Linked DNA regions of Homo sapiens: region 2 is linked to region 1. A link is an interaction called in ENCODE POLR2A ChIA-PET data of the cell type or tissue named here. Cell type or tissue: endothelial cell of umbilical vein. All regions are shown on one strand. Links, peaks and the distances in the headings refer to the core of each region. The heading gives the core; the rest is flanking DNA. Region 1 overlaps CCDC192 (coiled-coil domain containing 192). Region 2 overlaps SLC12A2 (solute carrier family 12 member 2).

Region 1 (16,579 bases), core at 2,764-10,763:
GAATAGAAACTGTCATTGTAACTGACAGCCCTTTAGAGAAATCTTTCTTAATATATATAAGAAATTAAATGAATATCTGCTTGCAAACTTCAGGGAAGTAAAATATTTTATTTAACAAATCATTGCAATGTTCATATATTCAATTTTAAGAATTTACTTTTTGCCACAAAAGGACACAAATAGTATGTAAATTGAATCTTTATTTCTAGATTCTTCTGCTAAAGGTAAGTAATGTTATTTTCCCAGATCTTATTTACCCACATTATACTCTCCTGTTCCCATTCTGTTCCCTGCTCCTATGAACTATATTCACCCAATTTAAATAGTGTAGCCTAAATTCTCTGCAGAAAAAAGCTTCTGAAGATTTTGGCTCAAGCAGTGCATAGAAAGGTAGTAGTAATAGTATCCTTGTAATTGGGATTTTTTTTTTGCCTGATATCAAGAAAGATCAAAATTTCAATTAATTTAATTTGATTATCATTAATTTTTTGAACTTTACCTGCTGCAATTGACTAAATTCTTAATATTTTATTTACCTTAATAATTTATTTCTCCTTCATAAAACCCATTAAAGTTGGGAAGCAGAAGGTCTCCAGGGAACTCTCTGGATGGACACTTAACCTGGGAATGCCTTTCTGCAATCTGGGCAGCAATGGGTAGGAGGGGGAAAATTGTCATTGTGAGGGCTCTATCCAGAAGTTACACATATAACTTCTGCACTCCTTCATCAGCCAAAGAAGTCACATAGTCCCAAAAACTTCAGGCTTGTGGAAGTAAAATCATATTATGTGCCTGGGAAAAGTTTTAGAACTATCTTGTGACCAGAAAATTATAGCAATATAAAGCTAGACAAAAAAAAAAAAAAAAAGAAAACAAGAACAAAACAAAACAAAAAAAACACAGAATTAAATCTAAGAAGGAAGCATTATCTCCAGAAGTTCTCACTTTAATAATAAGTGCTATTTAACTTGAGAGCAGAGGCCATAAAAAAGATCTTAGTGATTTAAAATGAGGTTGGCCAAATATCTGGGAAGTGTCCTTTAGAAAATGATCCTTCACAAACAACTGGGCAAGACGACCTATTTCATTTTTAATTTACATGATAGTGCAAATGTATAAGAAAAAAAAGGTCCTGTCTTCATGCAAATGTGTTCTTTTAATTTTTTTAAATGTCAACAGACAAAGAAATTTAGAAAACACGTGGCACTGAAACAGATTGTTTACAGACAGAATGTTTTTCAGAATTTCCCCAAGAGGCACCAGTGGTGCAAAGAACCTCTATAAATGGAAGCATCTGAGTGTCTCCAGATTTGTTTCATCAGATACCCATGACATTTTTTTCTCCATTTGGCTCCTTCAAATGGCAAAAAGTTCCTAACAACTGGCATAATTTGAGGAAAGCATACTAATTTGTGCTGTGTAGTGCTGGCACATTTTATTCTCTATGAGGGTGTTGAGGAGTTTGTATGTATAGAAGGAAGGGAATTTGGTAATGTGAAAAAGGGAGATAAATATACATCCTTAGAGTTTAAGGGTTACTCTGTACTAACACTTTGAATAAAATCAGATTTTATGTGCAACTTGCTCATCCTCTGGAAACTGAATGTTTAGATCAGGGAAGACTGGGCAAGGGGAAGCCAGTTTTGAGGATCATCTTGTTAAAAATATTTAAAAATTTTTAATTGTTATGGGTACACAGTGGTGTGTATATCTATGGGGTACATAAGATGAAATATTTTGATACAGGCATAAATATATAATAATCACAACAGGATAAATGGGTACCCATCACCTCAAGCTTTTATATTTTATTTGTGTTACAAACAATCCAATTATACTCTTTTAGTTATTTTTAAATGTACAATAAGCTATTATTGACTGTACTCACCCTGTTGTGCTATCAAATACTAGATCTTATTCATTTTCTCTAACTACATTTTTGTACCCATTGACCATCCTCACTTCCCCACACAGACCCCTTCCAGCTTCTGTTAGCCATCCTTCCACTTTTTATCTCCATGGATTCAATTGTTTTAATTTTTAGCTCCCAAAAATAAGTGACAGCATGCAAAGTTTGTCCTTCTTGACAGGTTTATTTCACTTAACATAATGTCCTCCAATTTCATCCATATTGTTGAAAAGGACAGGATATCGTTCTTTTATATGGCTGACTAGTACACCATTGTGTACATCTACCACATTTTCTTTTTCTATTCATCCGTTGATGGACACTTAGACTGCTTCCAAATCCTGGCTATTGTGACTAGTGCTGCAATAAATGTGGGAGTGCATGTATCTCTTCAATATGCTTGTTTCCTTTATATTTTATATATACATACATATATATATATATACACACACATACATATATATACATACATATATATACAGACACATACATATATATATATATATATACACACACATACATATATATATATATATATACACACATACATATATATATATATATATATATATACACACATACATATATATATATACCAAGCAGTGGGATTGCTGAATCATGTGATAGCTCTATTTTTTGAGAAAACTCCTGTATTAGTCCATTCTCACATTGCTCTAAAGAACTACCTGAGACTGGGTAATTTATAAAGAAAAGAGGATGAACTGGCTCAGGGTTCTGCTCATGGTTCTACAGAAAGCATGGCTGGGAGGCTTCAGAAAACTTATAATCATGGTGGAAGTTGAAGAAGAAGGAGGCACGTCTCGCATGGCCAGATCAGAGGAAGGGGCGGGGGAGGTGACACATGCTTTTTAAACCACCAGATCTCATGAGAACTCACTTACTATCATGAGAACAGCAAGGGGGATGTCCACCCCCCGATCCAATCATCTCCCACCAGACTCTTCCTCCAACATTGGGGATCACAATTCAACATGAGATTTGTGCTGGGACACAACTCAGACCATATCATTTCACCCTCACCCTCCCAAATCGCACGTCCTTCTCACATTGCAAAATACAATCAACCTTTCTCAACAATCTCCCAAGTCTTAAATCATTTCAGCATTAACTCAAAAGTCTACAGTCCAAAGTATCTTCTGAGACAAGATAAGTCCCTTCTGCCTATGAGTATGTAAAATCAAAACCAGTTAGTTACTTCCAAGATACAATGGGGGTACTGGCATTGGGTAAATACTCCTATTCTAAAAGGGAAAAAATCAGCCCAAACAAAGGGGCTAAAGGCCCCATGCAAGTCCAAAACTCAGCAGGGAAGTCATTAAATCTTAAAGCTCCAAAATGATTTCCTTTGCCTCCATGTTTCACATCCTGGCAACACTGATGAAATGGGCAGAATCCCAAGGCCTTGGGTAGCTCTGCCCCTGTGGTTCTGCAGGGGACAGCCACCATGGCTGCTTTCATGGGCTGGCATTGAGTGTGCCTGCAGCTTTTCCAGGGGCACGGTGCAAGCTGTTGGTGGATCTACCATGCTGGGGTCTGGAGGATGGTGGCTGTCTTCAAACAGCTCCACTAGGCAGTGCCCCAGTGGGGACTCTGTATGTAGGCTCCAACCCTATATTTCTCCTCCACACTGCCCTAGTAGAGGTTCTCCATGAGGGCTTTGGCCCTGCAGCAGACTTCTGCCTGGACATCCAGGCCTTTCCATACATTCCTTGAAATCTAGGCAGAGGCTCCTAAGCCTCAACTCTCATATTCTGCACCCACAGGCTTAACACCACATGGAAGCCTCCAAGGCTTACAACTTGTACCCTCTGAAACAACAGGCTGAGCTGTATCTTGGGAACTTTAAGATACAGACCTTAAGATGGCTGGGCCTGGAGTGGCTATAGTGCATGGCACCATGTCCTGAGGCTGTACAGAGCAGCAGGACCTTGGGCCTGGCCACAAAACCATTCTTTCTTCCTTGGCCTCCAGGCCTATGATGGGAGGGACTGACATGAAGTTCTCTGAAATGTCTTCGAGGTCTTTCCCCATTATCTTGACTATCAACATTTGGCTCCTCTTTACATATGCAAATTTCTGTAGCTGGCTTGAATTTCTCCCCGGAAAACGGGTTTTTCTTTTCTACTACGTGGCTGGGCTGCAAATTTTCCAAACTTTTACACTCTGCTTCCCTTTTAGATATTAGTTTCAGTTTCAGACCATTTCTTTGCTCATGCATATGACCATATGCTGTTAGAACCAGCCAGCGCATATCTTGAATGCTTTGCTGCTTAGAAATTTCTTCCACCAGATACCCTAAATCATCTCTCTCATGTTCAACATTCTACATATTCCCAGAGCAGAGGCAAAATGCCTCCAGCTTCTTTGCTAACATATAACAAAACTGACCTTACTCCAGTTCTCAATAAGTTCCTTATCTCCATCTGAGACCACCTCAGCCTGACTTCATTGTCTATATCACTATCAGGATTTTGGTCACAACCATTCAAGAAGTCTCTAGGAGTTCCAAACTTTCCCTCATCTTTCTGTCTTCTTCTGAGCCCTCCAAACTCTTCTAACCTATGCCCATTACTGAGTCCCAAAGCTGCTTCCACATTTTCAGGTATCTTTATAGCAATGCCCCACTCCCAGTATCAATTTTCTGCATTAGTCCATTCTCAAATTGCTATAAAGAACTACCTGAGACTGAGTAATTTATAGATAAAAGAGGTTTGATTGGCTCATGGTTCCTCAAGCTGTACAGGAAGCATGGCTGTGGAGGCCTCAGGAAACTTGCAGTCATGGTACAAGGCAAAGGAGAAGGAGGCATGTCTTGCATGGCTGGGGCAGGAGGAAGAGAGAAAGCGGGGAGGTGCCACACACTTTTAAACAACCAGATCTCATGAGAGCTCACTCATTATCATGCGAACTACAAGGGGGAGTAAGCCCCAATGATCCAATCACCCCCCACTAGGCTCCTCCTCCAACACTGGGGGTTACAATTCAACATGAGATTTGGGTGGGGATACAAATTCAAACCATATCACCTCCATACTGTTCTTTATAGTAACTGTACTAATTTACATTTCCACCAACAGTGTATGAGGGTTCCCTTTTCTCCACATCCCTGCCAGCATTTGTCATTGCCTGTCTTTTGGATAAAGGCCATTTTAACTGGGGTGAGATGATATCTCATGTAGTTTTGATTTGCGTTTCTCTGATGATCAGTGATGTCAAGCACTTCTTCGTATGGCTGTTTGCCATTTGTATGTCTTCTTTTGAGGAATGTCTTTTAGGATCTTTTGCTCATTTTTAATTAGAGTACTTTTTTTTTTTTACTATTGTTTGAGCTCCTTATATATCCTGGCTATGAATCCCTTGTCAGATGGGTAGTTTGCAAATATTTTCTCCCATTTGTGGGTTGTTTCTTCACTTTGTTGATTATTTCCTTTGCTATACAGAAGCTTTTTAATGTCATGTGATCCCATTTGTCAATTTTTGCTTTAGTTCCCTGTGCTTATGGAGTATTACTCAAGAAATATTTGCCCAGAACAATGTCCTGGAGCATTTCCTCAATGTTTTCTTTTAGTAGTTTCATAGTTGAGGTCTTAGATTTAAGTCTTTCATCCATTTTGATTTGATTTTTGTGTATGGCGAAACATAGGGGTCTAGTTTCATTCTTCTCCATATGGATATCCAGTTTTCCCAGCACCATTTATTGAAGAGACTGTCCCTTCTCCAATGTATGTTCTTGGTAACTTTGTCAGAAATGAGTTTACTGTAGATGTATGAATTTATTTCTGCATTCTCTATTTTGCTCCATTTGTCTGTTTTCATTTTTGTGCCAGTATCATGCTGTTTTGGTTACTATAGCTCTGTGGTATAATTTGAAGTCAGGTAATGTGATTCCTCCAGTTTTGCTCTTTTTGCTCAGGGTATCTTTGGCTATTCTAGGTCTTTTATGGTTCCGCACAAATCTTGGATTTTTTTTTAAATTCTGAGAAGAATTTCGTTGTCATTTTGTTAGAGATTGCATTGAATCCGTACATTGCTTTGGGCAGTATGGACATTTTAAAAATATTTATTCTTCCAGACCATGAACATGGAATGTTGTTTCCTTTTTTTGGTATCCTCTTCAATTTCTTGCACTAATGTTTTATAGTTTTCATTGTACAAATCTTTCATTTATTTGGCTAAGTTTATTCCTGGGTATTTTATTTTATTTTTATCTCTTGTAAATGGAATTACTTTCTTGATTTCTTTTTCAGGTTGTTTGCTGTTGGCATACAGAAATGTTACTGATTTTTGTATGTTGATTTTGTATTCTACAACTTTACTAAATTTGTTTGTCAGTTCTAATAGCTATTTTTTATGAAGTCTTTAGGTTTTTCCAAACATAAGATCATATTATCTGCAAACAAGGATAATTTGACTTCTTCCTTTCCAATCTGGATGCTCTCTATTTTATTCTCATCTCATTGCTCTAGGTAGGAGTTCTAGTACTATGTTGAATAACAGTGGTGAAAATGGAGAGACCATCAAAATTAATCAGTCTGACTTTGAAAGCACAGTTCAATTGCTATGATCTGAAGAAAATTACTTTTCAAAACTGTTTAAAATTTCCTTAAGAGAAGATATCATTCGAAGGGGTTAGGACAGTTACTTAATCTAGCCTTTCTCTTTGAGAGGCTTTCTCTGGATACTTGGGGAAGTTGGCAGAGAATGCAGGTGGCAACAGGGTAAATAGCACAAGGATGCAGCCTCTCAGGAAGGAAGTCTGACCTCTGGCTGCCCTCAGTCTCACCAGGCAGATTGCGTAACATCAGCTTAACTTATTTTGATAGTTTTGTTAAACTGAAATTTGCTGCTGGAAATAATAGCCCCAGGTCTTCATGTCAATAGCTAAACTGTTTATGTTAGATCAGATATCAGAGTCCATTGGTTATTTTGAAATAAGTTAAAATATTTCAATCAATGTGGTGTACTATCTGTACTTAGGTTCAGAGAAATGGAGGGTTTTTCTAAGTTTGATTAGAGCTTGCTTCTTCAAGAAGTTGATTGAATGAGGTTATGCATTAACACAGAAAGATGACAAGATAATTTGGATTCTGAAAATTCTGTATCTCATAAGAAAATTTATCACTTACCATTTTTTCAACTCATTTAAGAAGTATTTCCAAATACTCAAAGTAAGTGATTGAAAAATATTTATAATGTTTATTACAATATAATATCCTTCATATATTAAGGTCTTGCCTTAAATACCTAAGGAGAATGCTATAAATTCTAGAACAACCTGCTTTCTCTAGGGCCTATTTCTACCTGCGATCTTCCTTACAATAGAAACATCTATGTCTGTGGTGACTACATTCTGAATCCTATTAATGTTTTTCTTCCAAATTATAGCAGCATTGAGTTTTTGCCTCCTAATGTGTTTTTACATTCTTTTCTGATAATTATGTTATTGAAAATCTAGAAAGAAGTCTTCCATAGTACTTGCTTTGTGATCACTCATCATGTAATGCTCAAATCCAAATGTACTAAATGGTTGGAATTGGTTTGTGGTTTAAAAAAAAAGTCTAGGCCGGGCACAGTGGCTCATGCCTGTAATCCCAGCACTTTCGGAGGCTGAGGCGGGTGGATCATGAGGTCAACAGATCAAGATCATCCTGGCCAACATGGGGAAACCCCGTCTCTGCTGAAAATACAAAAATTATCAGGGTGTGGTGGCACGCGCCTGTAGTCCCAGCTACCTGGGAGGCTGAGACAGCAGAATCGCTTGAACCTGGGAGGCGGAGGTTGCAGTGAGCCGAGATAGTGCTGCTGCACTCCAGCCTGGTGACAGAGTGAGACTCCGTCTCAAAAAAAAAAAAAAAAGAAGAAAAGAAACGTCTAGTTTCAAATATTCAAGTACTTACCCCTATATATACTAGGAAAATAGTATCATCATTCACCATCTCAACTAAAGAAATCCATCTAAATTTTTTCATTTTTAAGTCATTTTTCAAATAATTTACAGAAGGATAAAGGCATAATAGAAAAACTGATTAGAAATTTTAATAAAAGTTAAACATAGCAAAACTCTTTATATCAAATAAAAAATTTGGCACACAAACATTATAAAAGATAAAAGAATATTGTCATATATGCAATTAGCAAAAGAGGAAAGCCCAAATTCTTGTTGCAAAATATGGTGTGATACAGTCTGTCCTGTATGAAGTACTCTATTTTCTTTATTTTCCATAGAGACAGGTTGTTTACTCATTGATTCATGAATTTGAGGAAATTTGTTAAAGTTTGTAGGAAATCATGATCTAAAGATTCATAGTCTATTTCACTTACATGATTGATTCCATCATCAGCATTAGTGTGTAAAGTAGCACTGTCCAACAGAAATATATTTCATGTTATACATGTAATTAAGAAGTTTCTAGTAGCCAAATTGAAAATTTTAAACAGGTGAAATTAAATTTGAATAATACATTTTATTTAATTTTGCATATTCAAAGTATTATTTCAACATATAATTGATATAAAATATTAATAAGATATCTGATATTCCCATTTATTGTACTAAAGCTTCAAAATCAGTGTGTATTTTATACTTAAAACACATCTCAAGTCAAACTAACCATATTTTAAGTACCTGAATGTCACATGTAATTAGTGGCTACCCTATGGGACAGTGCTGGTCTGGAGAGCTTGCTGTAGCTCTTTATATTTGTTTTCTGATTTGTCTAAGAATTGTGAAATGTCTCCCTCTGTCAGTTTTCTTCTGTTTGGTCATTATAGATGGAAAAAGAAAAAATAAGTATTCTAAACTGTGTTCAATGAAGCTAAAAACAACATACACATGGCGTCTCCTCTTCTATACTATCTTGAAAGATGATGCAATACTTTTGGCAACACAGTATAAAATTGAAAGATTATTATTAATTTCACTATTGTATTTGTCTTTCTAGTAGGTTCCATTATTTTTTGTTTTTTTCTTTAGTCTTTTTTTAAGTCATAGTTGAAAATAATTGATGAATAAGAAAAAAATAATTCCTAGTATAACAAAATAGCAAAATGTTTAAAATGTTAGAAAAAGAAGATCACCAAGATCTCACAATATGTCTTAGCTTTATAAAAGGCTCAATGGACTTGTGTGATAATTGCAAGATAGAATAAATTTTATTTTAAAATAAATATATGTTATCTTTGTTCTTTGTAAGACTATTAAGAAATAATAAAATTCACAAAATATCAATTTTTACAGATAGAACTGCTCAAAAAAAGAAACAAAACTATAATTGAGTCCAGTGAACTCCTATGGTATATGGGGGGTTAAATTGCATTAATTAAACAACATGTCGGGGAAAATTTCAGCGACACATTTATTTTTTAGTCCCCCTTTTCTTCTCCATAAGCTTTCATCTCATAGGACTTTTCCCAAGTTTTCTCCTCAAAAATTCTTTGAAAAACTTTCTCTGGTAGCCCCAGTACACAATCTCTTCATCTCAAAAGCCCCAAAGAACCTGTCTAACAAGAAGGTCGCCCAGAGAAGGGGCAGCAGCCATCACTGCAGCTCCAGTCTGCCATTTTCTCCTGTGGGTGCTGGGGAGGCTGGGTGGTTTGGGCCCAGGAGGAATTCCCCACAGCACAGCACAGTGGCTGTGGCAGATCATGACCAGATTGCCTCTTGAGGCTGGACCTCGACCCATCCTTTCTCACTGGTCAGGGCCTCCTTGTGGGAATTTCAGCCATTCTGGCCAGGGGTTTACGGACAGAGCTTTGATCTCCCTGGGATGAAACCCTGGGGTAAGGGGATCTGCAGACTTAGTCTTTCCCCTTGCTGGCTCTGAGGAATCCAGGCAGTCTGGAGGAGTGGGATTCCTCCCACACAGTGCACCCGCTCCACCAAGGGGCCACCAGAGTGCTTCAGTAAGCAAGTCTTTGATCCCATGCCTCCTGACTGGGTGAGACCCTACAACAGTGGTTGCCAGACACATTATACAGGAGCATTCCTGCTGGCATCAGGTTGGTGCCCCTCTGGGACAGAGCTCCCAGAGGAAGAAGTGGACAGCCATCTTTGCTGTTCTGCAGCCTCCTCTGGTGACACCTCCAAGTGTGGGAGGGACCCTGACAAATAGGGTCTGGAAGGGACCCTCAGCAAACCATAGCAACCCTACGGAAGAGGGGCCTGACTGTTAAAAGAAAAACAGGCTGGGAGTGGTGGCTCATGCCTGTAATCCCAACACTTTGGGAGGCCACGAGGCAGACGATCTTCTGAGGTCGGGAGGTCGAGACCAGCCTGACCAGCATGGAGAAACCCCATCTCTACTAAAAATACAAGATTAGCCGGGCATGGTGGCGCATGCCTGCAATCCCAGCTACTCAGGAGGCTGAAGCAGGAGAATCACTTGAACCCAGGAGGCAGAGGTTGCGGAGAGCTGAGATCATGCCATTGCACTTCAGCCTGGGCAACAAGAGAGAAACTCCATCTAAAAAAAGAAAAAAAAAATCAAAAGAAAAGAAAAACAAACAAACAGAAAACAACAGCGTCAACAAAAAGTCCCCACAAAAACCCCATCCAAAAGTCAGCAGCCTCAAAGATCAAAACTACATAAACTCATGCTGAAAACTCAAAAAGCCAGAGTGCCTCTTCTGCTCCAAATGATCACAACACCTCTCCAGCAAGGGAACAGAACTGGGCTGAGGCTGAGATGGATAAACTGACAGAAGTAGGCTTCAGAAGGTGCGTAATAATGAACTTTGCTGAACTAAAGGAGCATGTTCTAACCCAATGCAAAGAAGCTAAGAACCACAATAAAACACTATAGGGGCTGTTAACCAGAATAACCAGTTTAGAGAAGAAAATAAATGACCTGATGGAGCTGAAAAACACAACATGAGAACTTCACAGTGCAACCACAAGTATCTACAGCCAAATAGACCAGGTAGAGAAAATAATTTCAGAGCTGGAAGACTATCTTGCTGAAATAAGACAGGCAAACAAGATTAGAGAAAAATGAATGAAAAGGAATAAACAAAACCTCTGAGGACTATGGGATTATGTAAAAGGACCAAACCTACAACTGATTGGGGTACCTGAAAGAGACGGGGAGAACAAAACCAAGTTGGAAAACATTCTTCAAGATATCATCCAGGAGAACTTCCCCAACCTAGCATGACACACCAACATTCAAAGTTAGGAAATCCAGAGAACCCCAATAAGATACTCCATGAAAAGGTCAACCCCAAGACACATAATCATCAGATTCTCCAAGGTCAAAATGAAGGAAAAAATTGTTAAGGGCAGCCAGAGAGAAAGGCCATGTCACCTACAAAGGGAAGCCCATCAGACTAACAGAGGACCTCTCAGTGAAAACCTTACAAGCCAGAAAAGATTGGGGGGACAATATTCAACATTCTAAAAGAAAAGAATTTCCAAACTAGAATTTCATATCCAGCCAAACTAAGCTTCATAAGCAAAGAGGAAATAAAATCCTTTTCAGACAAGCAAATGCTGAGGGAATTTGTCACCACAAATCCTGCTTTGCAGGAGCTCCTGAAGGAAGCACTAAATATGGAAAGGAAAATCCATTACCAGCCACTACAAAAACACACTGAAGTACAAAGACCAATGACACTATGAAGCAACTACATTAACAAGTCTGCAAAATAACCAGCTAGCATAATGGTGACAGGATCAAATTCACACATAACAATATTAACCTTAAATGTAAATAGGCTAAGTGCCCCAATTAAAAGACACAGAATGGCAGGCTGAATAAAGAGTCAAGACCCATCAGTGTGTTGTATTCAAGAGAACCATCTCATGTGCAAAGACACACATAGGCTCAAAATAAAAGGATGGAGAAAAACTTACCAAGCAAATGCAAAGTAGAAAAAAACACAAATTGCAATCCTAGTTTCTTTTTTTCTTTTTTTTTCTGGAGACAGAGTCTGGCTCTGTCACCCAGGCTGGAGTGCAGTGGCATGATCTCGGCTCACTGCAGTCTCTGCCTTCTGAGTTCAAGCAATTCTCCTGACTTAGCCTCCCGAGTAGCTGGGACTACAGGTGCATGCCACCACGCCTGGCTAATTTTTGTAGTTTTAGTAGAGACAGGGTTTCACCATGTTGGCTAGGCTGGTCTCAAACTCCTGACCTCAGATGATCAGCCCACCTCAGCCTCCCAAAGTGCTGGGAATACAGGCATGAGCCACTGAAACTGGCTGCAATCCTAGTTTCTGACAAAACAGACCTTAAGCCAACAAAGATCAAAAAAGACAAAGAAGGGCATTACATAATGGTAAAGGGTTTAATTCAACAACAAGAGCTAACTATCCTAAATATATATGCACCCAATGCAGGAGCACCTAGATTCATAAAGCAAGTTCATAGATACCTTCAAAGAGACTTAGACTCCTACACAATAATAGTGGGAGACTTTGAGACCACACTGTCAATATTAGACAGATCACAGATCATAGTGACAGAACACTGACAAAGATATTCAGGACTTGAACTCAGCTCTGAATCCAATGGATCTGATATGTATCTGCAGAACTCTCCATGTCAAAACTACAGAATATACATTCTTCTTCGGGTCACATGGCACTTACTCTAAAATCAGTCACATAATTGGAAGTAAAACACTCCTCAGCAAATGAAAACGAACTGAAATCATAACAAACAGTCTCCCAGACCACAGCACAATCAAATTAGAACTCAAGATTAGGAAACTCACTGAGAACCACACAACTACATGAAAATTGAACTACCTGCTCCTGAATGACTCCTGGGTAAATAATAAAATTAAGGCAGAAAACAAGAAGTTCTTTGAAACCAATGATAACAAAGAAACAGTGTACCAGAATCTCTGGGATGCAGCTACAGTAGTGTTAAGAGGGAAATTTCCAGCACTAAATGCCCACATCAAAAAAGATTAGAAAGATCTCAAATCGACATCGTAATACACAAATAAAAGAACTAGAGAACCAAGAGCAAATAAACCCCAAAGCTAGCAAAAGACAAGAAATAACCAAAATCAAAGTGGAACTGAAGAAGATAGAGACACAAAAAACCCTTCCAAAAATCAATTAATCCAGGACCTGCTTTTATGAAAAAATGAATAAAATCAATAGACCAAAAGCTAGACTAATAAAGAAGAAAAGAGAGAGGAATCAAATAGACACAATATAAAATGATAAAGGAGATATTACCACTGACCCCACAGAATATACAAACAACCATCAGAGAATACTATAAACACCTCTATGCAAATAAACTAGAAAATCTAGAAGAACTGGGTAAGTTCCTGGACATATATATCCTCCCAAGACTGAACCAATATGAAGTTGATATCTGAATAGACCAATTACAAGTTCTGAAATTGAGGCAGTAATAAATGGCCTACCAACCAAAAGAAGCCTAGGACCAGACAGTTTTATAGCTAAATTCTACCAGAGGTACAAAAAGGAGCTGGTACCATTTATTCTGAAACTATTCCAAGCAATTGAAAAGGAGAGACTCCTCCCTATCTCATTTTATGAGGCCAACATTATCCTGATACCAAAACCTGGCAGAGATACAACAAAAAAAACTTTAGGCCAATATCCCTAATGAACATTGATGCAAAAATCCTCAATAAAATACTGGCAAACCAAATCCAGCAGCACATCAAAAAGCTTATCCACTATGATCAAGTCAGCTTCATCCCCAGGATGAAGCCTGGTTCAACATATGCAAATCAATAAATGTAATTCATTACATAAACAGAACTAAAGACAAAAACTACATGATTACCTCAATAGAAGCAGAAAAGGCCTTCAATAAATTTCAACATCACTTTATGTTAAAAACTCTCAATAAACTAGGTATTGATGGAACATACCTCAAAATAATAAGAGCCATTTATGACAAATCCACAGCCAATATCATACTGAATGGGCAAAAGCTAGAAGCATTCCCTTGAAAACAGGCCAAGACGAGGATGCCCTCTCTCACCACTCCTATTCAACATAGTATTGGAAGTTTTGGCCAGGGCAATCAGGCAAGAAAAGGAATAGAGCATATTCAAATAGGAAGGGAGGAAGCCAAACTGTCTCTATTTGAAGATGACATGATCCTATATCTAGAAAATTCCACCATCTCAGCCTCAAAGCTTCTTAAGCTGATAAGCAACTTCAGCAAAATCTCAGGATACAAAATCAATATGCAAAAATCACGAGCATTCCTATACACAAATGATAGACAAGCAGAGAGCCAAATCATGAATGAACTCCTGTTCACAATTGCTAGAAAGAGAATAAAACACCTGGGAATACAGCTAACAAGGGGAGTGAAGGATCTCTTCAAGAAGAACTACAAACTACTGCTTGAGGAAATCAGAGAGGACACAAACAAATGGAAAAACATTCCATGCTCACAGATAGGAAGAATAAATATCGTAAAAATGGCCATACTGTCCAAAGTAATTTATAGATTCAATGCTATTCCTATTAAAATACCATTGACATTCTTCACAGAACTAGAAAAAACTACTTTAGAATTCATACAGAACCAAAAAAGAGCCTGTATAGCCAAGACAATTCTAAGCAAACAGAGCAAAGCTGGAGGCATTATGCTACCTGATTTTAAACTATACTACAAGGCTACAGTAACCAAAACAGCATTGTACTCGTACAAAAACAGATACATAGACCAACGGAACAGAATAGAGAACCCAGAAATAAGACTATGACCATCTGATCTTTGACAAACCTGACAAAAATAAGCAATGAGGAAAGGATTCCCTGTTTAATAAATGGTGCTGGAGAACTGGCTAGCCATATGCAGAAAATTGAAACTGGTTGCCTTCCTTATACCATATACAAAAATTAGCTCAAGATGGATTAAAGACTTAAATGTAAAACCCAAAACTATAACATCCCAAACAGAAAATCTAGGCAATACCATTCAGGACACAGGCTGTAGCAAAGATTTAATGACTAAAACATCAACAACAAAAATAAAAAATTGACAAATGGGATCTAATTAAACTAAAGAGCTTCTGCATACCAAAAGAAACTGTCATTAGAGTGAACAGACAACCTACAGAATGGGAGAAATTTTTTGCAATCTATTCATCTGACAAAGGTCTAATATCCAGGATCTACAAGGAACTTAAAGAAATGTACAAGAAAAAAAAACCATTAAAAAGTGGGCAAAAGACATGAACAGACACTTCTCAAAAGAAGACATTTATGTGGCCAACAAACATATGGAAAAAAGCTCAGCATCACTGATCATTAGAGAAATGCAAATCAAAACCACAATGAAATACCATCTCACACCAGTCAGAATGGCAATTATTAAAAAGTCAAGAAACAACAGATGCTGGCAATGCTATGGAGAAAAAGAAACACTTTTACACTGTTCGTGGGAATGTAAATTAGTTCAACCATTGTGGAAGACAGTGTGGCAACTCCTCAAAGACATGTAACAAGAAATACCATTTGACCCAGCAATCCCATTACTAGGTATATACCCAGAGGAATATAAATCATTCTATTATAAAGATATATGCACGCATATGTTCATTGCAGCACTATTCACAATAGCAAAGACATGGAATTAACCCAAATGTCCATCAATGATAGACTGGATAAAGAAAATGTGGTACATATACACCATGGAGTACTATGCAGTCATAAAAAGGAATGAGATCTTGTCCTTCAGGAACATGGATGGAGCTGGAAGCCATTATCCTCAGCAAACTAATGTAGGAACAGAAAACCAAACACCACATGTTCTCACTTATAAGTGGGAGCTGAATGATGAGAACACATGAACACAGGGAGGGGAATAACACACACTGGGGCCTGCAAGGGTGAGGGTGGCAGGAGGAAGGAGAGCATCAGGGTAAATAGCTAATGCATGTGGGGCTTAATACCGAGGTGATGGGTTGATAGATGCAGCAAATCACCATGGCACACGTTTACCTGTGCAACAAACCTGCACATCCTACACATGTACCCTGGAACTTAAAATAAAATAATACAATTTTTAAAAAAGAAGGTCAAGGAAGAGAAGAGATGGAACAGATCAATTAAAAATTCTCTTTAGCTGGCAGGGGAGGATGCAAGGCTGTGCCCTCCCCACTTGCATTTTTGAATTTTTGCTCTTAGTTTATGCATAACTATGTGCATTTTCTAACAAGGAGTAACCAGGCTAGGAGGTATATTCACATAAAGCCAAGAGTTTCTGGTCCTTACAATCAACTCCCAGACTCTCTCCTAGGCTGAGAACTCCCAGAAGCTGGACCATAGGAACATAAAACCTACAGCTTGATGAGAGAATTTTCTTTTTACTTGCTACTGTGGACCAGCCGTTATACTAAGTAAAGTTCCTGAATTACCCCATTTCATCATCACAGCAAACCCTGGAGTTATCATCTCCTCCATTTTTATAGATGAGGAAATAGGGGCTCAGAATAATTAAATTACTGTCTTAAAGTCACAGAAACAATAAATATAATTGAGTCAAGGACCTCGCATCAGTCAGATTCATATTTGAAATCAACAGAACCCATACTAGTTAGGATTCAAGAGGGGAAAGAATTATTGGAAAATATTAGATATTTCAGAGGTTCTTTAGGAGAGCCAGAGAATCAACCTTGGAGGCTACACGCAATTATCTTGCAG
Region 2 (16,579 bases), core at 3,454-11,453, 400 kb after region 1:
ATGCCTCCAGCTTTGTTCTTTTGGCTTCCTTACACCTTATAAAAAATTAATTCAAGATGATTAAAGACTTAAACGTTAGACCTAAAACCATAAAAACCCTAGAAGAAAACCTAGGCATTACCATTCAGGACATAGGCACGGGCAAGGACTGCATGTCTAAAACACCAAAAGCAATGACAACAAAAGCCAAAATTGACAAATGGGATCTAATTAAACTAAAGAGCTTCTGCACAACAAAAGAAACTACCATCAGAGTGAACAGGCAACCTACAGAATGGGAGAAAATTTTCCCAACCTACTCATCTGACAAAGGGCTAATATCCAGAATCTACAATGAACTCAAACAAATTTACAAGAAAAAAACAAACAACCCCATCAAAAAGTGGGCAAAGGATATGAACAGACACTTCTCAAAAGAAGACATTTATGCAGCCAAAAGACACATGAAAAAATGCTCATCATCACTGGCCATCAGAGAAACGCAAACCAAAACCACAATGAGATACCATCTCACACCAGTTAGAATGGCAATCATTAAAAAGTCAGGAAACAACAGGTGCTGGAGAGGATGTGGAGAAATAGGAACACTTTTACACCGTTGGTGGGACTGTAAACTAGTTCAACCATTGTGGAAGTCAGTGTGGCGATTCCTCAGGGATCTAGAACTAGAAATACCATTTGACCCAGCCATCCCATTACTGGGTATATACCCAAAGGACTATAAATCATGCTGCTATAAAGACACATGCACACGTATGTTTATTGTGGCACTATTCACAATAACAAAGACTTGGAACCAACCCAAATGTCCAACAATGATAGACTGGATTAAGAAAATGTGGCACATATACACCATGGAATACTATGCAGCCATAAAAAATGATGAGTTCATGTCCTTTGTAGAGACATGGATGAAATTGGAAATCATCATTCTCAGTAAACTATCGCAAGGACAAAAAACCAAACACTGCATGTTCTCACTCATAGATGGGAATTGAACAATGAGAACACATGGACACAGGAAGGGGAACATCACACTCTGGGGACTGTTGTGGGGTGAGGGGAGGTGGGAGGGATAGCATTAGGAGATACACCTAATGCTAAATGACGAGTTAATGGGTGCAGCACACCAGCATGGCACATGTGTACATATGTAACATACCTGCACATTGTGCACATGTACCCTAAAACTTAAAGTATAATAATAATAATAAATAAAATAAATAAAAATTAATGTTAACTAATTTGAGATAATGCCTGTTTATTTATCTTGATTCTTAACTGAATTATAACGTGTTTATATTTTATTAATTGAATAATGTTTTATTCTTATCTTGAAAATTATGTGTTTGCAGCTTTGCGGAAGTGTGAATTCAGTGAATTTTCCCTAGTGTTATGTACATTTTGCCATAGGAGAGATTTAATATTACTAATTAATTTTAACTTTGGCTTTAACAGTACATTTTAGAGATTAAACAGATATCAATCTAGAAAAGTTGTACTTTGTTATTAACTTGTAAACAAATGTAATAATGTCCAACTTTAAAGTCTCATGTAATGGAAACATGCAAGGTTTCTGAAAAAGTCAAAATGTAGAAAATAAAACATGCTTAGTTTCAGGCTTGATTCAATTTTAGTACTGATGTGGGGTACTATTTTTTTATTTTTATTACCGTTTTTTTTTGAGACAGAGTCTTGCTCTGTTGCCCAGGCTGGAGTAAAGTGGCACGATCTCGGCTCACTGCAAGCTCTGCCTCCTGGGTTCACGCCATTCTCCTGCCTCAGCCTCCCGAGTAGCTGGGACTACAGGTACCTGCCACCACGCCCGGCTAATTTTTTGTATTTTTAGTAGAGATGGGGTTTCATTGTGTGAGCCAGGATGGTCTCGATCTCCTGATCTCGTGATCTGCCCGCCTCAGCCTCCCAAAGTGCTGGGATTACAGGCTTGAGACACTGCGCCCGGCTGATTTGGGGTACTATTTAAAGTTACTGGAAGCAGATTAGAGAATCATCACTTAAGTTCTCTGCCTTCCACATAAGAATAGCAGTGCCAAGGAACTGATAACGTTTACTTTATTTCTGTCATAATCCCTGCCTGCAAGACACATTAATGCTTTTCAGATTATTGCAGGCTACAGGGATTTTAGAGCCCTTTCCTGTTCTACGAATCATAGCAGTGTTCTTGAGAGCTTGGATTTTATAGAGTTTCCACGGATCTGTACAACAGGTTTTGCAACTTGGATGGTGCTGGCCAGCAGCCACCTTCACTCAGATCTGCATTTCCTAGATTACACAGACCAGAGTTGTCCCATCTTTAATTAATCCATGAATTTAGACTCATTCATAGAATAGAGGACAACTGCAGGCAGCCGTTCATAAGATGAAGACTGTAAATTCTTGGTTTTAATTAATACTGTATTATATGAACTGAGCAATACAAAGGAAAGTTTCCTCAACCACTTTTTGCTTGGGGGCATTTAGTTGACTAAGTTAAAAGCAGAGGTCAGTATCTTTTCAGATAAAAGCCTTGGTTACATAAAACTTCAGATAGGTAGTTCTGAAGTTTCCAAAATCTAAAATCAACATAAACTTGCCTATTCCATGATGAAGTTTTATGTTACTTGTACTTTAGTCAATCAGCTGACAATTGTTGAGCATTTTGTGACAGACACTGGGTTTTTAACAGTGAAAGACAAAATGCTATGTTATTGGAGTTTACATTGAGGTAATAATAGTAGCTATTATTTTTTGAGAACTAACTGCTAGGCATGATGCCATGGTGTTGACATACATTATCTTATGTAATGCAACATTGTGGTTAGTCACATTTAACATTTACATGGATAGTGAGAACAAAAAATCAATTATACCCATTTTTTAACAAAATTAATTTTTATGCAGATTCTGCTTGTGAATTTTTAGAATGTCTACATAAGTCACAATTTTATGTACTCATATCTTTTACTTTTCTCTGAAATAATTGAGTACCTCCTCATTTTTGTAAATAGATAAAGCCAAAAACATTGGAAATAAGGAAAAACTTTTTCCACGTACTGTGACAGAAAAGTGCTTTCTGCATTTGAAAAATCAGATTATCATTGATTGTCAAATTTTTTTGTTTTATCCATTGTGTAACTATTAGTTCCTACCATTATCAAGCAAGGAGTTCTAAGTTAGAATTCAGCTCCATAGTTCCTTTTTTTAATAGCTAGTTTCTTTGAAATTATAACTTTTCAGATCAATGAAATGTTTGAAGCAGCTGTAAAACACAGTTGTATTATGAGGTTTATTAAATTTAACATAACTTTATGTTTTCAGTTCAGTAAAACACTATTTGTATTCTACAAATAGCTCAGATACGAATCTGGCAAGTAATAGAATTTTCAGCATGGGTTTTTTCTTTACTCATTGGTGACCTTTCAGTTTTGCCAGTTTATGCAGTTTATTATTAATACTTCAGCTTGGTTCCAAAATTGTTTGCTGCAGAATTAGGGTTATATGTCTTTGCCTCTTGTATCTTAAAATTTAATTGAATTATTCTGGTGATCATTCACAATAAGATAACACCTAATCCTGGTTGGAAGATTCCATGTTTGTCACCTCACCTTTCCCTATTTGATAAAATAATGGCAATAAAATAGAGAAAATTTGCCAAACATTAAGAGGCAAACTCCTTATTTTTATTTGTAAACCAGGATACTGGAATGTATTTCATTATTGTCACCCTTTGATTCTTTCCTCAATACACCAAGAAAACTTTATTTTTACAAAATTTTCACTTTCTATTCCAACCAACAGTGAGTTTCACTTGTTCCGTATCTGTATCCTCACCAACAGTTGGTATGGTCCTTTTTATTTTTCATTCTAGTATGTGCGTAGTGGTATCTTAGGATAGTTTTCATTTGTGCTTCCATAATGGCTAAAGATGTTGGGTATCTTCTCATGTACTATAAGTGTCTACTCATATTTTGAAGGGTTATTTATTGTATTGAGAGTTCTTACTATTGAGTTTTGAGAGGTTCTAGATACAACTACTTTATCAAATAAATGATTTATAGTTTTTTTGTCTTGAGTATATGGCTTGTCATTTCATTCCTTCAATGGCATCATTAGAAAAGTAGCTTATAGTTTTAGCTATGTCCAGTTCATCACTTTTTCCTTTTTGGATTGTGCTTTTGGAATGGTATCTAAGAAACCTTTCCCTAGCCTGGGGTCTCAAAGATTTTCTTCTGTGTTTTCTTCTAGAGGTTTTACAGCTTTAGGTTTTCAGCTAGATATATTACCATTTGTAGCTAGCTTTTGTATATATTGTGAAATGTGAATCAGTATTCATATGGATATCCAGTTATTCCAGCACCGTCTGTTAAGGTGATCTCTTTTCTGTTTACTTACCTTTGTGCTTTTCTCAGAAATTAATTGACCCTACAGTGTGAGTCTATTTCTAGACTCTGTGCCATTCCATTCATCTTGGCAAAAGCCCTTGTGACTCTTAACACCATTCATGAAGTTCTGCACATTAGGTAATAGCAATACTACTAGGATCTGTTTCTTGTTTTACACACTTCTGACTCCAAATGTGTGGGTTTTCCCCACACAAACCAATTCCCCAACTTTCTGGACACTAATTGGGTATCCAACAATTTGATTAAAATTTGACACTAATTTCCCAGAGTTGTTGCAGACCCTATAGGTTAAGAGCTGCATCTCACAAGACTACTCCCACTTCAAATGCCAGTTGCAATTCCAGGCCTCCTGTACCTCTGACCAACTGGCTATATATTGGGGGTTTCCACAGCCCCTTCCTCAGGTTTGATAATTTGCTAAAATGGCTCCTAGAACTTAAGAAAACAGCTTACTATCATCAGTTTATAATAAAGGCTACAACACAGAAAGAGCCAAATAAAAGAGTTGAGTAAAGGATGGTATGGGAGAAGGGATGCAGAGCTTCCATGACCTCTCCAAGTGCCATCCTCCTGGCACCTCTGTGTTCACCAGCCTGAGTTCTCTAAACCCCTTTGTTTATAGTTTTCCATTATATAGCCACGATTGATTAAATCATTGGCCATTAATGATTAGCTCAATTTCTAGTGCCTCTCCCTTCTCTTCTCCCCTAAGGTGTGAGGGGTGGGAGCTGGGGTGGGTAATGGGGGTATTGAAAGTGCTAACCCTCTAATCACATAGTTGTTCCTCTAGCAACTAGCACTGTCCAATCCGGAAGCTATGTAAGGGCCCACCAAGTCACCTTATTACCGTAAACTGAGGTAGATTTGAAGGGGCTTATTTTAAATAACAAAAGATGCTTTTCTCACCTGATCAGTAAATTCCAAGGGTTTTATAAGCTCTGTTGCAGTAACCTTGGATGAAGACCAAATATATATTTCTTCTTACATCACAACATCACAGCAAGGAAAATAATTTCAGTATTTTGCCTGAGTTTAAGATGGAATTGTGATCGGGCTTTATTTTTTCCAAAGGATTTTAACTCTTAAAACAATAATAAGAGATAGGTCAGGCAGTCATTTTAGTTTTGATTTTAGTTATGGGACTAAATAACAGATTGCTCGAGTCTTCTCACAGCTTTACTGTTCACCTATGGCTTAAAGTCACAGATTCTGAATCTCAGCCTTACTGCGTGTGAAATGAGAAGTTTAGTACCAGGATTCTATGAGGCCACACCTACAGACCACAGTGGAAGTGTATGGAGAGAGTGGTAGGTGGCAAGGAGGAGTTTGGGCTATTTGCTTGATGTTCAATGATGAGGAGCATCTTTTTATGTGTTTACTGGCCACTTGTACAATCTTCTTTTGGGATGTAGTCACATCTTTAGCCAATTTAAAAATTGGATTGTCTTTTTGTTACTGATTTGTAGATTTTTCTATATATCTAGTTATGTTATTCGGTTTGACATATATATTGTGTGTATTTGTTCTCAGTCTGTGGCTTGTCTTACCATTTTTATCATTTTCTTAATCATGTCTTTCAGTGAAGAGACGTTTACCATTTTGATGAAGTCCGGTTTCTCTTTTTTTTTATGCTAGTGCTTTGTTCATGGTAGAAATATTTGCCTATCCCAAGGCCATGAAGATATTCTCCTATATTTTCTTCTAGAAGCTTTATAGTTTCAGTTTTTAGATTTTTATCTGTGGACAATCTCAAATTAATTTTGGAGTATAATGTGAGATGGAGAGTGTAGTTGTTTTTCTCCCTACCCTTCTTGCCCCCATCCTTGTACACATATCCACTTGTTTTGGCACCATTTTTTGAAACAGCTATCTGTTTCTTATTGAGTTGTTTTTGATACCATTGTTGAAAAATCAGTTGTCTATCATCTGGACTGAATTCTGTTGCATTGATTTGTTTGTGTATCCTATGCTGGTACTATCTTGTATTGATTGCTTAGCTTCACAGTAAGTCCTAAGTCTTCTAACTTTGTTCTTCTTTTTCATAATTGTTTTGGCTTTTCTAGATCTTTAGCATTTTCATATAAATTTTTGACTTAGATATGCCAATTTCTGCCCAAAAAATTGGATTAACAACCTAAATATATAAGGAGCTCAAACAACTCTCGGAACAAAATCTAATAATCCAGTTTAAAAATGGGTAAAAGATTTGAATAGACGTTTCTCAAAAGAAGATATACAAATGGCAAGCAGGCATATGAAAAGGCACTCAACATCACTGGTCATCAGAGAAATGCAAATCATATAAAGAAATCAGGCAGTAACAGATGCTGGAGAGGATGTGGAGAAAATAGAACTCTTGTACACTGTTGGTGGGAATGTAAATTAGTATAACCGCTATGGAGGACAGTTTGGAAGTTCCTCAGAAAACTAAAAATAGAGCTACCATATGATCCAATGCTGTGTATATACCCAAAAGAAAGGAAATCAGTATATTGGAGAGATAGCTGCACTCCCATGTTTGTTGCAGCACTGTTCACAATAGCCAAGATTTGTCATCTGAATAGAGATGGTTTTTACTTTTTCTTTCAAATCTCTAGGACTTTTCCTCTTTTTCTTGCCTTTTGAACTACCTAAGACCTATGGAACAATGGTGACTAGAAGTGTTGAGAATAAACATCCTTTCCTTGTTCCTAGTCTTAGAGGGAATGAGTTCAATATCACTGTTAACTATAAGGTTTTAAAATGTCATTTGTCAGATTTAGTTCTATTTCTGAGTTGCTGAGCATATTTATCCTAAATGGATGGTGAATTTTGTCATGATTCTCCTGCATCTGTTGAACTGTATGTTTTTTTTCTTCCCTTATTCTATTATCACAACCTACATATATATATATATATATATATATATTTTTTTTTTTTTTTTTTTTTGCATCTAAAACAACCTAGCATTTGTAGGATAAACTTCACCGGGTCAGAGATATTATCGTTTCTGTCGAATTTTACTTGCTAATAGTTTAACAATTTTTGAGTATGATCATAAGGAATATTGGTCTGGAATTTTTTTTTTTTTTTTTTTTTTTGAGATGGGGTCTTGCTCTGTCACCCAGGCTGGAGTGCAGTGGCACGATCTCGGCTCACTGCAAGCTCTGCCTCCCGGGTTCGTGCCATTCTCCTGCCTCAGCCTCCCGAGTAGCCGGGACTACAGGCACCCGCCACCACGCCCAGCTAATTTTTTGTATTTTTAGTAGAGACGGGGTTTCACCGTATTAGCCAGGATGGTCTCCATCTCCTGACCTTGTGATCCACCTGCCTCGGCCTGCCAAAGTGCTGGGATTACAGGCGTGAGCCACCGTGCCTAGCCTGGAATTTTCTTTTTTTATAATAACCTTACTAGGTTTTTATGTCAGTATTATGCTCATCTTATGTGTTTCCTTTTCCTCTATTTTCTGAAAGAGTTTGTGTAAAATTGATCTTATTTCTTCCTCACCAGTGAAGCCATCTCTGCCTATAGTTTTTTTTTTGGCAGGAGTGCTTATCACAAATTTAATTTCTGTCATACTATAGGGTTACTTCAGTTTCCTGTTGCAGTCACACTTCTGCCACATTTTGTTTTTCAAGGAATTTGTGTATTTCATCTAGTTGCAAAATCATTGTAATCAAGTCATTTAATATATTACCTTCTTAACTTTTTGATGCAATAGGATTTGTAATGACATGTCCCTGCTTTCATTCCTAATTTACTTTTTTCTTCTTTGTTCTTGATTAGCTATTGTTTATCAGTTTTTTTTAATATTTAAGAATAACTTTTGGCTTTCTTCTTACTGTTTTTTCCATTTTAGATTTTATTTACTCTTTTTCCAGTTTCTGAAGTTAGAAGCTTAGATTATTGATATATCCTCATTTTTTAGTATAATCATTTAAAACAAATTTTACTGTAATTTCTGTTAGGTATATCTCACTAATTTTATGCTTCACTTTTCGTTATCAAATCAGTTCAAAATACTTTCTAATTTCGCTTGTGATTTATTTAAAAGTGTGTTATGTAATTTAAATATTTAGGGATCTTTCATGCATCTAATATAGTTCTGTTGTGGTCAGTAATATACAGTGTGTTATTTCAGGTTTTTGAAATTGAGACACACTTTATGACTGAAACCAGTTTTTAATGTTAGGCTTTTGATTAGCCTAGTTAGGGTTTTGATTACTGATTGGACATTTAATAAGAATTACCAGGGCATATATCCCCAAATCAAGATGTAATAAAGATGGAACTCAGTATTGTCACTACTTAGTATCTCTGGCATCTGACTAATTATGTTCTTTACAGTCAGAGTTTAGGGTAGTTTATGACCAATTATGAGACCCCATCAGGACTTTTTTTCCATATTGATGTCTGTGTTTGCTTGATCAACAGATTTTTTTAATAAAATTATTTTCTATGTCTTCAGCATTTTTAGCGATAACAGAAAGGCTGATTTACAAGAGTTTATCATACATACTGTATTGGTAAGCAATTAAGTCAAGGAGACCTGAGTTTAAATACAGTTCTTTACTTAGCTGCTTACATGACCTTAGCCAAATTACTTAACCTCCCTGAGCTGTAATTTTCTCATTTGTAAAATGAGGATGACAACAGTACTTTAGTAGAATTAAGTTAAATGTGTAGTATTTAACAAAATAAGGTGTATACCTAGTCTGTGCTGATTAGTAAAAAAATAACACAGCCTTTCAGAGTGGTAGATCTTTAAAAAAAAAAAAAAACCTCTAGGAAATAGGAATGGAAGTGGGAAGGAATAGGGCAAATAACTGTTGATTTTCATAAGAAGTAATAGATGATGTGCAGTTGTTTTTACATTCTTATCCATGTGTCACTTCCTTTTTCTTGAAAACAATACAAATCTTTTAAAATGTGAGTTTTACATTTTAAGTTTCTGTATTTGTGAAAGACTTTTAAATCTTTTGAAATCTCACATTTTATAAAATCAAAACTTTAAGGCACATAACATGAATTTCTTGCTTTAATAGGTCCTATTGGTGATATTTCTGATTCTAAAGTTTGTATTGTCAACTACTAAAGACAAGAGTGTTGACTAATTTCAATAACTTTTCTTTGTGACTTCATTTTCTCATCTATAAAATCAGGATATACTTTGTTTTAATTCATTTTTGCTATTGGGAGTAGATGAAATAATTCATTAATTTTTAAAACATACGTTAGATAAAGGCTGATAATTATACTATTGTAGGGATTTTACTTGTGATTAATTATAATGTGATGTAATATAGTCAAAGATCTTTGACAAAATTGTCATTATATAAATTAATTGGAGTTTTTAGTGTTCAAGAATATTTCGTGGAAAATTTTAAGTCATTTTTATCTCAAAATCATGAGGCTAATGTTAAATGGTTAGGTTGCTTTTTTTTTTTTCATTTTCAGGATCATGAAAACTAAGAAAGTTTTATAGTGGATGGGTTTAAAGTGTAGAATATTTTGAGCAAATTGATAGGAATCAACTAGAAAACCTGTTACAGGTGTTTTCCAAAATGAAGTTTGCATCATTAGTACTTTAACTGTAGAATTTTTTTGTTGGTGCATTTACCTTCTTTATACTGGGTGAACAATAGAAACAAATATTCAGCTGTTTAATGACATTTCACTATATGGTCTCAAGTATTTAATCAGTTAATAGAAATATGTATATAGCTTTATGTAACTTCAGTAGTATTAAAACCAAGTTTTGATTGTGACCTAATGGCCAAATTTAAATTAGAATTTTAAAAGAGCTCTTAGAGACTTCAGGTAAGCATTAGATTGTCTCTGAATCATAATACTGATTTCTTTTTTAAGTTAGAAAAAATAACTTGCTTCTTGATAGCTCATTTAATATCTTTGTTTATTCTGCCATTTAGACAGGATTTACTGGGATACAAACTACATCTCTTTGGAATACCATTATATGCTCTTGTGAGACTTTGTTTTTTTTTTTTGGTCTTGGTATTCACATTACCACAAATTGTCTTAATTAAGTAATTAAAATCATACCAACTGTGATTTAGAAGTTACATTAAGGCTGGGCGTGGTGGCTCACACCTGTGATTCCAGCACTTTTGGGAGGCTGAAGTGGGCAGATCACTTGAGGTCAGGGGTTTGAGACCAGCCTGGCCAACATGGTGAAACTCTGTCTCTACTAATAATACAAAAATCAGTCATGTGTGTAATCCTAGCGCTTTGGGAAGCTGAGGTCAGGAGATTGAGACCATCCTGGCCAACATGGTGAAACCCCGTCTCTACTAAAAATGCAAAAATTAGCTGAGCCAGGTGGCGCACGCCTATAGTTCCAGCTACTCAGGAGGCTGAGGCAGGAGAATCACATGAACCCAGCAGGTGGAGGCTGCAGTGGGCCGAGATCACACCACTGCACTCCAGCCTGGGTGACAGAGCAAGACTCTGTCTCAAAAAAAAAAAAAAAAAAAAAGTCCGGTGTGGTGGCACGCACCTGTAGTCTCAGCTGCTCAGGAGGCTGAGGCACGAGAATTGCTTGAACCCAGGAGGCAGAGGTTGCAGTGAACCAAGATTGCACCACTGCACTTCAGCGTGGGCGACAGTGAAACTGTTTCTGAAAACAAAAAAAAAAGCATAAAAATAAAAGTTACATTAAGATTAAATATATTAGAAATTCATTGGGAAATGATCTCTTGGGATCTGTGAAGGGGAGGAGGCTGTGGCCCATTTTAATCTAAACTTTAAAAGATAAAATGGGAATTCAAATAGGATGATTTTATATTTGATATTGGGAGCATTATCTGGATGTTGTGAATTGTTAATACGTGTTTTGTGAAATATTCTTTTTAGGTATTTCTGAAAATACAGTCACTCACTTGCCTCTTTAACTGCTCTGCTTATTGGGGGCATCTGCTTTGTGAATTCATGTATAATTAAAGGATAATTTGGCATTTTAAATCCTAACTTTAGTACCTGTTTTTTTTGTTTGTTTGTTTGTTTTTAGGAGGAGCATATTATTTAATATCTAGAAGTCTAGGGCCAGAATTTGGTGGTGCAATTGGTCTAATCTTCGCCTTTGCCAACGCTGTTGCAGTTGCTATGTATGTGGTTGGATTTGCAGAAACCGTGGTGGAGTTGCTTAAGGTAATTCACCTTCCTTCTAGTCATTCGTTTACCAAATCTTTATTGAGGGATTATATGCCGATCACCATGTTAGAGGTTGGGAAAGCAGTGATATGATGACCAAGAGATTCGTCCTTCATAAAGTTTACTACAGGAGATAGGCAAAGAACAAAATACTATTAGAATGTCAGCAGTGGGCCGGGCGCGGTGGCTCGCGCATGTAATCCCAGCACTATGGGAGGCCGAGGCGAGCGGATCACGAGGTCAGGAGATCGAGGCGAGCGGATCACGAGGTCAGGAGATCGAGACCATCCTGGCCAACATGGTGAAACCCCATCTCTACTACAAATACAAAAAAAAAAAAAAAAATCAGCTGGGCGTGGTGGCAGGCACCTGTAGTCCCAGCTACTGGGGAGGCTGAGGCAGGAGAATGGTGTGAACCCAGGAGGTGGAGCTTGCAGTGAACTGAGACGGCACCACTGCACTCCAGCCTGGGCGACAGAGCAAGACTCCGTCTCGGAAAAATAAAGAAAAGTACAGCCGGGCGTGGTGGCTCATGCCTGTAATCTCAGTACTATGGGAGGCAGAGTTGGGCGGATCACCTGAGTTCGGGAGTTTGAGACCACCCTGACCAACGTGGAGAAACCCGGTCTCTACTAAAAATAAAAAATTAGCCTGGTGTGGTGGCGCATGCCTGTAATCCCAGTTACTCTGGAGGCTGAGGCAGGGGAATTGCTAGAACTGGGGAGGCAAAGGTTGCGGTGAGCCGAGATCGCGCCTTTGCTCTCCAACCTGGGCAGCAAGAGTGAAACTCTGTCTCAAAAAAGAAAAAAAGAAAAATACAAACATTTTTGTATGGTTCAAGCACAAAAGCAGCAAGACATTTAATACTAGAGAGAGAAAAAATAATCAGGAGAAGGGTCTTATTTCCATTGAAGTTAGGGTCTTGTTTGGGATTGGGGGGCGTGACATGCTCAGATTTGGGATGTAGGGAAGTATCTGACCATGGTACGGAGAATGGACTTGAGGAATCACAAATGGAAATAGAGACCATTTAGAAGGTTGTAGGTGTCCTGGGAGAGGAGATGGTGGCTTATATTAAAACAGTGACTTGTGGAGCGGGAAAGATGTGGGCGAATTTGGGAGATTTTAAAGAATTTGAAGGATTGGATTTGATAATTAATGGGATGTGAGAAATTAGAGAAATAGGAGGATTTCAAGTTTATACACAAATTTCTGACTTTTGGATTTAGATGGAAGATAATGCCATTTGCGGTGTGATGGATAACACAGGACAGTTTAGTTTGAATGTGTTAACTAGAAGAACCATGAGTATATCCAAATAGAGCTGGCTGTATTGCTCTGGAGTATAATTAAAGAAGAGTGCAATAGGATTCCTCAAATATTATTAAATGAGAGGAACCTCAAGTGACACCTATAATTGCTCATGTTAGGTTAGGTTGTAACTATTCTACAGTAGTAAATGGTACATAAGGAAGTATAAAATCTGACAAGGATTGACACCTGCGTTGACATTGACCTTTACATGTTTACACCAAAGGGATGAAGAAAAAGGGCTATAATACCATGAGTAAGCAATGTACTCATTAGAGTTTATATTCTTTCATTGTTTAATTTAGTGTATATTTTTATTTGATAGTCAAAGTTTAAGGTTTACTCTATGAAGTCTTATCAAAGTATTTAATTAGGGTTTATACATGTTTTTGTTTCATGGAAAATTTAACTTAGAGAAATATGAAATTTCAAACATTTTAAACTACATTTATTATATAAAATATTGAGCTATAGCAGTAGTCTTCTATTACAATCATAGTCCATGAATCTAAAAGCCAGTCAATAGATACATTTACACTAGTACCGTTTTTTTTCAAGTAATTCTCAGATATGATTTTCCAAATGCTATAGGGAATTTCAACGATCAGATTAATTCAAGAGATGTCGAAATCAAATTTAAAAAAACACTAAAAAATTTTTTTGCAAAGTAAAAAGTATGTAGCTTTATGAAATTGAATGGGACCCTTGAAGGTGGACAAGGTTGGGAAATGACTTTTCCTACTGTGTTGATTAAATATTAACACTTTCTATGCCTTCAGTTGACAAAAGCATCTTTGGATCTTTGGATCTAGGGGTTTTTCCACCCTAATATTTGTATTAAGGTCATTTATCTGGAATTCAAGTAATTTTTTTCCTCCCTTGTAATTGACTTTTATGAAATAATTTCTTTTGAAAAGCATTAACAAGATTGCTTTTTCTTAAAAGAAGCAAATTGATAGGATTATTATAATCTGTACTTTAGTCAATTGCACAGAATATAGTCGTCCTGAGTTATCAAAACAACTAAATTATGTTTTAGTTTTTTTGTGCCTTTTATTACCTTATTTGAGAAGTGGTAGTAATTGATAAATAGCTTTTGCTTAGTTAACTGGGATATCATAATCTTTAATTTTATCCTAGATGGGAATCTTTTAAAAATGCCATTGATATTAAACTACAAATAATTTTGTTTGCAGAGTGGAAACAGTGTGTTTTTGGACAGCAGCAGGAAGTTGTGCTTATCACTTACTCTCTCACAGTATAAAAGACCTTTAAAAGCATGAGTTCACTAATCACAATAAATACAAAATATATTTCTGCTATATAACTTAAAATTCTAACTAGCAGTATTAGTTATAACTTTTTTACTTCTTTGTTAGCAATTCCTTTTTTGATTTATTGAGTCTATATTAAATATAGAAGCATTAATAATCATACATTTATGTCATCAGATGCTTGAATGACTAACACCTCAGTGGTAAATAGTAATTTGTTCCTTTAGGTCTTCCATTTATTCCTTAAGCAACCATTTATTCAACTTCTTCATGTAAGGCACCGTAATATCTCTAAAATGTTTCAAAAGGAGTGTGAATGTGTATAAAAATAACTAGTATTGCTTATTATATTTATGATTCCTTTTTCTAGGAACATTCCATACTTATGATAGATGAAATCAATGATATCCGAATTATTGGAGCCATTACAGTCGTGATTCTTTTAGGTATCTCAGTAGCTGGAATGGAGTGGGAAGCAAAAGTAAGTTATGATAGGAACACCTGTAAATATTTAATACGTAAACTTTTAGAGCTTATGTTTTGGGAACACTCTGAAGTATGGTAATATTTCCAGATTCTAATGGTACCTAAGTGGCCATTTTCACAAATGTTTATGTATAAGGTTATTTTCTACTTGACAAGGCAGAGAATCTTTGGAGATAACACTCAGCCTAGGATCTAGTTAAACACAGTACTTTGTAAATTTTGAATTTCCCGCCTTCTCGCCCATCCTCCAGTTTTGCAGTATGTAAAAATGCTGAGGTCAGTGTGTTAGTCCAAATTAAACGTTTGGCTTTGTAATTTATTTAAAAGTTCAACTTAGACATGGGGCAGTAAATAAAAGTTATTGCCCACATGAGGTTAGAGAAGTTATTCTTGCTATTGAAATTTCAGAAGTTAGGACTACCAAAGCCAGTATCATTGTTTCTGGAAAAAATTGCTAAAGTCACATGTTACCCATAAGCAGAGCACCCAGAAGTGTTTTTGTCTCTTTGAGAATTAGAGCATCATAGCACAGCTGTAGTTTCCCAAGTAATGGATATCCACAAAGGTGTTTACTTTTGAAGACCTTATAAAAGTCACATATTTGTGCTATATATGATATGATAATGTTTACCAAACCAAAAATTAGGAAAGCCTGAAAGAATAATTTTTTCAATCTTGTTCTTTATTGTAAAGTCATATTAGTGTAAAATTAAATCATTTATTTACACATTTTACAAATTGACTGTATGAAAATAACAGAATTTTATACCACCTGGGACATGATTAGCATGTATGTAGTTCCATTTCCCACAGATGACACCGTTTTTCATGAGTGTTCAGGTTTATTGAGAGGTTGAGAGTGGAGAAGGGGAAATGGTAGTTTTCATAGATTGTTCTTTCCTTCCAATCCCATTGCTACTTGAATTTCCCTCCTGTATATTGTCATCTTCTTTCTGTACTTTTTCTTATTTTCCTGTAGCAATCACACACTCAACATTATGTTTGGACCATGTATAAAACTTGTGTTTGTGTCCAGCATGTTCTCCATGTCAAGATGGTAGTGTTAAGGTGGAAGAGACAGGAATGAATGATCTAGAATGAAAGCCTATATTGTTTTGGAATTTACAGTGCTTTATGGTTTGTGGGAAGGCATGCACATCTTTAACTCATTTCAGAAATATGGCATGATCTCACTTTTACTATCTTTTTTTTCCCCAGATATTTCTTTAAAGATCTCTTTGTTCATTAAACAAGGATTTATTGAGCAGCTGCTTGGCATATGGCATTGTTTAAGGCACTGGGGAATCAGGCAAAACAAGACAGAAATTCTTTCCCTCATGGAAGTTATATTCTAGGGGAATTGAATCAAGATATAGAAACAAGATACTTGATTTTAATTTTTAATGTTTAAAATTGCAGGCTCAGATTGTTCTTTTGGTGATCCTACTTCTTGCTATTGGTGATTTCGTCATAGGAACATTTATCCCACTGGAGAGCAAGAAGCCAAAAGGGTTTTTTGGTTATAAATGTAAGTAAAAAAGATTCAATATTTTTTAAGGGTACCTATTTATAGAATTCTATCATCAATTAAATTTTGTACATTTCAGATATTTTGTAACAGAATTGACTATGGTTTGGTGATTCACCCTAATTTACAATTTAGTTTTGTCCCCTTTATGCTGTACAGTTGGAGTAAAAATTACTTCTATTTACATCTTTTCTTTTTCATTATTAGCAACAAAAGGTGATAGAATATGGAGAAATCAGTGCTGCTAAGAAAAGGAGATTTTATTCTCTACTAGTTTTGGGAATTTGTAACTGAATTTCTAACTTTTGTTCTAATATGACTTTCATTCTTTTAACATATTTAAGCACAACAGTATAAAAGCGCCTAAGATTGTGAAAGCAATTATTGGTATAATTGCATTTTTCAAGAGTGCAGGCCATTTGATTTT

What was found. Peaks named below come from ENCODE experiments on the same cell type or tissue, not always from the same donor. Only the 100,000 strongest peaks of a DNase experiment are listed, where the experiment ranks them.
Region 2: POLR2A ChIA-PET joins it to region 1 with 6 read pairs; 1 of 35 experiments calls an interaction of 5 or more read pairs at or near these places.

Annotation. Positions count from the first base shown.
Region 1 is chr5:127,717,078-127,733,656 of GRCh38, forward strand. The region is part of intron 2 of CCDC192 (coiled-coil domain containing 192); the gene reads left to right. Among named protein-coding and RNA genes, the nearest start is that of CCDC192, 22 kb to the left of the region's middle. In endothelial cell of umbilical vein, for the core only: no CTCF peak of the experiment used is centred there; a DNase peak (open chromatin) is centred at 6,694.
Region 2 is chr5:128,119,657-128,136,235 of GRCh38, forward strand. It overlaps SLC12A2 (solute carrier family 12 member 2), which reads left to right. Exons shown (of 27, transcript NM_001046.3): 5 at 11,411-11,550; 6 at 14,509-14,619; 7 at 16,044-16,152. Among named protein-coding and RNA genes, the nearest start is that of SLC12A2, 44 kb to the left of the region's middle. In endothelial cell of umbilical vein, for the core only: no CTCF peak of the experiment used is centred there; no DNase peak of the experiment used is centred there; H3K27ac peaks cover 461 bases.